2 separate regions of the Homo sapiens genome follow, and region 2 is linked to region 1. Evidence: chromatin loops called from intact Hi-C (ENCODE). Cell type or tissue: Caco-2. All regions are shown on one strand. Each heading gives the region's core, and the rest is flanking DNA. Links, peaks and the distances in the headings are about the cores only. Region 1 overlaps CNTNAP2 (contactin associated protein 2). Region 2 overlaps CNTNAP2 (contactin associated protein 2).

Region 1 (4,402 bases), core at 95-4,094:
GTTTCATTTTTCTATATATGGCTTACCAATTTTTCCAGCACCATTTGTTTAATAAGGTATCCTCTCCCCACTTTATGTTTTTGTCAGCTTGGTCAAAGATCAGTTGGCTGTAAATATTTGGCTTTTTTTCTGGGTTCTCTATTCTGTTCCATTGGTGTACATCCTTGTTTTTATACCAGTACCTTGCTGTTTTGGTAACTATAGCCTTGTAGTATAGTTTGAAGTTGGGTAATGTGATGCTTCCATATTTGTTCTTTTTGCTTAGTCTTGCTTTGGCTATGTGGGGTCTTTTTTGGTTTCATATTAATTTTAGGATTGTTTGACTTAGTTGTATATGCTAGATGTCAAAGCAGGAAATAGATATTTGGTGTCAGAAACATGAATCTATTTATTCTTGTGTTCTCATCCCATTTTCCCTCTCAACTCACCATGAGCCAAATACAATTATTTTCTAAGTAAACATTTTGACAAATGCATTATATATTTAGCTAGAAGAAGTTTCTGCCTTCTATGAGGTCACAGCCTAGGAAGAAAGAGATTTGATAATGACCCAGTTAATTGGCTTGATTACAAAATTTTGGCTTTTAGTTAGCAGAATTCCTATTTAACTGGTTTTTCTAACCATCTCAGGATTAACCCATCTGTTCAGTGAAGATACTTAGAGAAACCTGTATTCTAAGAGGTTATTCAAAAGTATTCTCAGAGGTACATGTGCATATATCTTTTGCCAGTACAAGCTAGCAATCCAATGGGAAGATGTTTACCTGAAAAATAAAGAGGAAAACTAATCCCCTCAGCAAGTGTTTATCAACTGTCTTTGCCAGGCACCACCCACCAGTGCTCTACATGTGATGTGAGCATGCCCTGAAGGAGATCATAGTCTAGTGCAGCAATTAAACAGTAAAGAAATAATTACAGTACATTATGATGAGTCCAACTAGGACACAGAGGAGGAGGGAGCATTATAGGGTGCAGAGAAACATTCCCAGAGAACTCAGAGTAGGTAAGATACATGGGTTGAAGGAGCCGGGCACAGTGGCTCACACCTGTAACCGCAGCACTTTGGGAGGCCAAAGTGGGTGGATCACGAGGTCAGGAGATCGAGACCATCCTGGCTAACACAGTGAGACACCGTCTCTACTGAAAATACAAAAAATTAGCCGGGCCTAGTCTCAGCTACTCGGGAGGCTGAGGCAGGAGAATGGCGTGAACCTGAGAGGCGGAGCTTGCAGTAAGCCGAGATCACGCCCCTCCTGCACTCCAGGCTGGGCGACAGAGTGAGACTCCATCTCAAAAAAAAAAAAAAAGATACATGGGATGAAGGGAACAGCATGGGCAACAGAAGGTTAGGAGAAGCGCAGGTCATATGGTATGACTGGCTTGTTGAATTCATGATTAGGTTGGTTTGAGCAATTGAAAAGTGATTAATGTCAACCACTTCTCATTTTTCTTTTATTTGATAAATATTTCTTCTTACATATCTGGTCACAAACCTTTAATGAATTCCATGTAAAACAATCAATAAATTTTCTTATTCTTTCCCTCCTGTGACAATAGAGATGGTGTCTCTCTATCTCTTTTGGAACCTGTCCCTTTAATAGCTTCTGAGAAACTTTAAACTATAAACTTTTCCCTGTATATTGCACTGCTAGCTTCAAACCAAATCACTGCCATCAGCCTTTAAACATACTTGAGTCTGTCCCATATTAATCTTGATTTCACACATGTGCCCCTACAACCTCTGCTTCTCTTTACAATAAAGACTTGTACAAGAGTTGTCTCTAGCTCCACACTGCCACTTAATCCTGGACCGCTCCAATCTGGCTTTCACCTCCATCACTCAACCAAGACAGCCCTCCACAAAGGTCACTAATGACCGCCATGTCTCTTAATAAAATAGACTTTTCAGTCCTCTCCTTGTTTTTTTCTCTGGGATATGTTTGGCACTGTAAATCAGTTTATCTTTCTTGAAACAATTTCTTATGTTGGTTTCCATGACATCCCACTCTTGTTTTTCTCTATCTTTTTGAGTTCTGCCTGCCCCTGCTAATTTCCTTTTCTAGGCTTATTCTCCTTTACCTAGTTGGCAATTAGAAGTTCCTGAAGGCTCTGCACTAAGCACTTTCTCTTTGTTCTTTAACTTCTTCCATGGATTTGATTTCTGAGTACTCTAAAAACTCCCAAATTTAATTCCCAGTGAAGACTTGCCTTTCAGTATATCTGGGTTTGTTTAACATGCATCTCAAATGCATTTCCCATTTCTTATATCCTGAAATCTGACCTGCGCCCCTTGTTTTCTGTGTAGGAAAATTCACAAATATCTATCTTGTGCATTAGGTCAAGAGACCATGGAAAACTCTTTAAATTGTTAAAACACTTTAGAACCGAGTTTCTTAACCTCAGCCCTATTGACATTTTGAGCTACATAATTTCCTGCTGTGGGGGTCTCTGTGCATTGTGAGATGTTTGGTGAGCATTCCTGGCCTATACCCACTAGATGGCATAGCACCCCCTCCAGTTGTGACAAGCAAATTGTGTCCAGACATTGCCAAATAGCTCTTGGGAGGGATAAGGAGGCCAAATCAGCCCTTACTGAGAATCGCAGCTTTAGAAGGAAGATAAGAGACAAAGCTGTGTTTTTTAAAAAATAGAAATCATGCTGAAGTTTTCTACCAAGGAAATTATTAGTTCAGTTGTATGCCCAAAGTGTATGACATTAAGTATTATTTATCAATATCACTACTTCCCACATTAGCTACATGTTGTGAGTCTCATTGGTTATCTAAAATATGCTTCACAAAATTTGCCCAGCAAAGATTTGTCCAGTGAGCACCAAGAAACCCCATTTGGACCTTGCTGATAGTTCCAGCATATTTCCACACAATTTCTCTCCTCTCATCCTCCTAATCTCCCAACCACAGTCACAGTGTTTTTTGAAATCATATGCTCCTCCTGTCATCCAGTGTCACCCAGTGTTCTTTCTGGAACATCCTGCCCATTTCACTTAACCCCCCTTCATCCTGCAAACACAGCCCAGACATCACCTCCCTACAGAGGCCTTTCCTAAACCCCAAAGCCCTTTAGGTTTTCATGCACTCTTAGAGCTGTGCTGCTTTCCTTCACTGGCACTTACCTAAGTTTATGATTAAATATGCATTCGCATGGTTATTTGAATATTTATCACACCCAATAGCCTTTAACAAGGATGTAACACATAAGCTCTAAAACACTGGTGCCTGGCAGTGACATGTATGATTCATTTCAAAACAGAAAGGTAGATAATCAGGCACAAGGACTGCTACCTGGCTCACCAGCAGCACAGGACATTTGAAATCAGCATTGCACTAAAAAATGTCCTTGTTATAGTGGCCATCCGCAGAGTGCTGAATCTTTCCCCTGTGTCGTGACGCCTCTTTTATATCATAATTTTTAAATCTTCAACCATCATCCTCTAAAATACTATTTTTTCAGAGTTGTTAAGTTCCGTGGGCGAATAATTTGCATTCATTTTAAGACAAATTTGTTTAGGCGATAAATGCATTATTATTTTTCTCTACCTCACAATATGACATGGATTTTCAATTGAAAATTCTGCCTGAAACTGATTGGAGTTGGGATAAAGTTGTAGACAATCTATAGTAGTTCATTTGGTCACAGCGTGTTTGCTTTACTTTTGGATCTTGAGAAGAAAGGACTGTTATCTGCAGGGCACTCTGGGACAACTTCTTGGTGATAAGAGTGAAGACTCATATTTGCTTTGTAAATCAATAAAAAAGAGACCTTTCAGGCAAAAGTGTTGATGACTGAGGAGGACAAGTTGTGAATTTTATATTGGAATGTAATGTTACCTATGAAATTTTCCACCTATTTTAGGATTTTCATATTTTCAGATCAATCAAAATTTGTTGTGAACAAGGTTTCTCCTCCGTGTCCTACGAACTACAAAAAAATGAGTGCCTGTGGGTGTTTTCAAACTGCCTGTGGGTAGACAGAGCTATGTTACTACCTGGAACTCTGTGAATGTCTAAAAGAAAGTCAAAATATCAAAATCGAAAAGGAACTTATTTTCTTTGATATGTCTTGTTGTATGACCTTGGTAGGAACAATGACAAAATTTTGACATGTTCAGATGTCTTAGAACAATGAAATTAGTATATATTAAAATAGCAGTGCTTTGTTGTCCTTTTAAATAATACATGCATTTTAAAGTATTCAGAAGCTTTTTCTACTTTGTATAAATACCTTATCAGTCCTCTAAAATAATCCAAGCTTAATAGGAAAAAAAATGAAGGAGCTTTGTTGAGGCTTACTGAATGTCACAGAGCCTGCAAGGTTAGAACTGAGCATAGAAAGTGAAGAAATATGTTCTTGATGCCTATTCAACTGGGTTTCCTGTTCAAGG
Region 2 (4,402 bases), core at 323-4,322, 210 kb after region 1:
TACTAAAAATACAGAAAATTAGCTGGGTGTGGTGGCATGCACCTGTAATCCCAGCTACTTGAGAGGCTGACACAGGAAAATCACTTGAACTCGGGAGGCAGAGGTTGCAGTGAGCTGGTATCATGCCACTGCACTCCAACCTGGGCGATAGAGCGAGACTCTGTCGCAAAACAAACAAACAAAACAAAACAAATCTTGAATTAGATAAATCAAGCACTGAGGGAGTTCCCTTAGAGCCTACTTGAGTAGTCTTAGTCAACAATACTAATACTTTTAGATAACCAAAATGTTTCTCTGTATTTGGACAAGAACTATTATGCTGCCATTAAAATGTTTATTTGTGTATCTTACATACATTGTAGTCATATATTTATTTTACAAATCATATTACACTTTCTAGTTAAGAATTTTTTTGCTGAAGTATTGATTCCTTACATATATATTTATTTAATTGTAGAGATAAAAAGTTATCTTCCCTATTTTTCTGGCTATATTTAGCCCTGTTTTGTTGGTTTCCAGTGTTTTTCCTCTTTTAATTTTTCAGTGTTGGCTAGTTTTCATGAATGATACTTTTTACTGCTTCTTTTGTTGAAAGAAGCAATATAAATTATATATATTTTTGGATAGTTTACTATTAGATTTTGTATCTATTGAAATTGAATTATGCTTACAATTTTTGCCTATAAAGTAAGCTGTGTAAAATTCAGCATACTTTATGATACTAAACTGTGATTTAGTGGCTTTGAAAAGACAAGAAAACATGACTCTGGCATTGTAACATATAATCTATTTTTAGCAAGAAATTCTAAACTTTGGTGCGGCTATCAAGCAAATGAATTTCAAGTTATGCTGTGCATTATAAGAAGCTGCAGCATTTAACTCTTAAGACGACATGGATAAATCAATTCCAATAAAAGATTTTTCAGTAAATAAAATTTATTGTGACTAATCAGTGTATTAATCAGAAGATTATTTACTTAATTATTATACCCACTCATTGTATTAAAATTGGGTGATATAATTAAATGAGACAAGCAACGAGGATAGTAATAACTAAAGGGTAAAATTAGAAAATTGTATCGAGTAATGTTTCATACTCAGACAACTAGCATCTGCATGATGGGCACTGTAATTGAAGGGGACAGAGGGATTGCAGGGAGAAGAGTAAGCAACTATTTCAACAATATGGATAGGAGTTGATGAGAACCTCAACTGGAATAATGAGTAGGAGAATAAGTCAACAAATATTTTTTAGTTTTGCCTGTGTATCAGGAAGTGTGACATATAAGCTGATATGGGAAAGATTCATATGAGTTAACTAAGAAAAAAATGAGAGAAGGATTCTGGGTTAGCGATGTCAGCATATTCAATGATTCAGAGATGGAGATCAAGAGACACTAATTTGAAGGAAGTGAGAGGCGTCAGAATGGCTGGAGTAGTGAACTTGAAGGTGGGAGAGGCAGAAAAATGGAAACCGGAAATTAATTCAGAGTCTCTACCTAATGTTGAGGATTTTATTTGAATGGCAAACAGAATGATTTCAAGTAGGGAAGTTCTGGCTGTTCCATGGATACTGGAGTGGAGGAAGCAGAGGTGGTGGGAAGAGTCTGTCCGCACCAGAGTGCACATGGACTGCATGTCTGGGAGGCCAGCTGGGACTTGAGAGAAAGTTTGTTGTTGTTGTTGTTGCTGTTATTGTTTTTAAGTTTAGATGCTGGAATCAACAGGAGTTGTGATTACTTATATATACAGGAGGAAGAAAATTCAAGGGTGACTCAAGTTTCTGACTTGAAAAACTGGCCAACAGTTCTAAGGCTTACCTTGTTTATTAAGAAAAAACTGGAGAATTGGTGGTCACTTAGCTTTAACATGCAAAGTGATGGCACTAGGAATACAGGTTTTTATGTGATCTGTGATGGCTGATGGCATAGTGTAAAATCCTTTTAACTGACATCAAAAGATTAATGAATTAAATTTTTTCTTCCTTGAAATTTTCTTAAACATACTCTACAACTAAAATAAAATGGAAGAACTAAGAGTATCATCAGAATCCTAATGTTTTCCATTCTTGTATTTATATTGAAAGATCAGAAAACATATAGTCAAGACTGACCTATCTCAATTATGTACCAATTTTTTTTTTCCTCATGCAAAGCCTCCTGTATTGCTTCAGCTTCCTGGGCTGCCTTGGTTTCATGGCACCTGCATGATGTCTGAAGCAAGGGAGGAGCAGGCTGCAAACCTAAGCGCAGACAATTAAATACTCCTGCAAGGAAGTAACACGTTGTGTGTGTGTACATTTTATGGACCAAAGCAAGTCACATGTTTTGCTGGGCCTAACTTTAGAAGAGGACAAAGTACAATCTTCCCATGTACTCAGGAGCAAAGATCACGTGGACTTATTGAATAGTTGTAATGCCTTCTTAAGATGACTCAGAGAGGTAATGGGAGGAGAAAGAAAAGAACGCAGAAGAAAAGAAAAATACTAATTTTGTTTATTTGTTTGTGGATGGAATGTTATTATGTTCACTTTTTTTTTTTTTTTGAGACGGAATCTCACTCTGTCACCAGGCTGGAGTGCAGTGGCATGATCTAGGCTCACTGCAACCTCAGCCTCCTGGGTTCAAGTGATTCGTGATTCTCCTGCCTCAGCCTCCTGAGTAGCTGGGACTACAGGCGCATGCTGCCACGCCCAGCTAATTTTTTTTCTTTTTTTTTTGTATTTTAGTAGAGACAGGGTTTCACCATGTTGCCCAGACTGGTCTAGAACTCCTGAGCTCAGGCAATCTGCCCGCCTTGGCCTCCCAAAGTGTTAGGATTACAGGCGTGAGCCACCGCGCCCGGCCAGTTCACTTTTTTTTTTTTAACGAGGGTCAGAGATAAAGAGAGACTCCACTCAAAGGCCAATTTCAATGTAAGAGGACACCCTTCTTTTACAGATTAACTGGTAAGCAAAAAAATAAAATAAAAAATAAAAATACTGGTACTACAATTATTTGCTTCCTTATGAAACTTTCTACAATTCTTACCCACGGTGATCACCATTTTTTCTGAATTTCTGTTTCACTTAGGGCCTAACCTCTATCACTTAGCAGTTGATTATGGGCTATTCATGGCTTTTCTTGCTCTTCATTGTTTTCTGGTGTTTTAATGGGCTCTTTCTTACAATAACACAAGGTCTTTGAGGACAGGGGCCATATCTTAGTATCTTCCATCATGCCCAGCTTCTAGACATCTACCTAGATAGTGAATAAATTAGAAAAACACTAATTTTAAAAGGGGACTAAAGAAGAGGATGCAGCTAGCTAAAGGAACTGAAAAGTTATTAAACAGTAGGAAGAAAGAATCAGATTAGGAAAGTCCTATAATTGGGAAGCTAAGGGAGATGGGTATTTAACAATAAACAGGCAAGCAAGTAAAAAAATAAGCAAAAGCAAGAAAATTGAGGTATGGTGAATGGTGAGACATCCTAGAGAGGAAGCCATCCCCTGTCATTATCTGTTGGGAGGCTGCTGGAGTTTCATGTCAGTGGAGTTTGGTGGATTGAGCCACTGAAGACTGCATGGGGAAAGGAAAGAGCAGGGGTAAGTTTTCAAAAGGTTGATGGTACGAGGATGGCTACATGTAGAAAAGCTGCTTAATCAGATGACAAAGCAAGAGTAGGGGTTTAAAAATGTTTGATATTTTTAGGGATGAGGAGTTGTAAGTAAATTTATAAACTGAGAAGGAGACATTGGAGAGGTTCAGATTAAAGATGTAAGACAGAAAAGGAATAATAGGTCCCAGGAGAGAAAGAAGAGTGTAGAATTTGCTTTGGTAAAGAACAAGGACACCTGTTTCAAGAAGGGAGCTAAAGACAAGGGCAGAAGTTCTCATTAAATGTCTTGAACAATACCATTCTAGACATTTATCTCATTTAACTCTCAAAGTTACGCAAAGTAGATTTTATTATCTCTGTTTTGCAAAATAGGACTCAGAGGAATAAACTTACTGAAGGCTACCATATTAGTTCATTTTCACGCTGCTGATAAAGACATACCTGAGACTGGGCAATTTACAAAAGAAAGAGTTTTAATGGACTCACAGTTCCACATGGCTGAGGAGGCCTCACAATCATGATGGAAAGTGAAAGACATGTCTCACATGGCGGCAGACAAGAGAGCTTGCTCAGAGAAACTCGCCTTTATAAAACCATCAGATCTTGTGAGACTTATTCACTATCATGAGAGTAGCACAGGAAAGACCTGCCCCCGTGATTCAATTACCTCCCACCAGGTCCCTCCCACAACACGTGGGAATTGTGGGAGCTACAGTTCAAGATGAGATTTGGGTGTGGACACAGCCAAACCATATCAGCCATCATTGCTGGAAGTGGAAAAACTGAGTTTCAAATGTATATCTA

What was found. A loop is a pair of places that touch in the nucleus more often than their neighbours do. Peaks named below come from ENCODE experiments on the same cell type or tissue, not always from the same donor. Only the 100,000 strongest peaks of a DNase experiment are listed, where the experiment ranks them.
Region 2: it touches region 1 in a loop (2.3-fold over the local background); 1 of 110 quality-filtered maps calls a loop at or near these places.

What each region holds. Positions count from the first base shown.
Region 1 is chr7:147,429,759-147,434,160 of GRCh38, forward strand. All of the region lies in intron 10 of CNTNAP2 (contactin associated protein 2), which reads left to right. Among named protein-coding and RNA genes, the nearest start is that of MIR548F4, 54 kb to the left of the region's middle. In Caco-2, for the core only: a CTCF peak has its summit at 2,547 (motif pointing right); a DNase peak (open chromatin) is centred at 3,703.
Region 2 is chr7:147,644,455-147,648,856 of GRCh38, forward strand. The region is part of intron 13 of CNTNAP2 (contactin associated protein 2); the gene reads left to right. Among named protein-coding and RNA genes, the nearest start is that of MIR548F4, 270 kb to the left of the region's middle. In Caco-2, for the core only: no CTCF peak of the experiment used is centred there; a DNase peak (open chromatin) is centred at 2,281.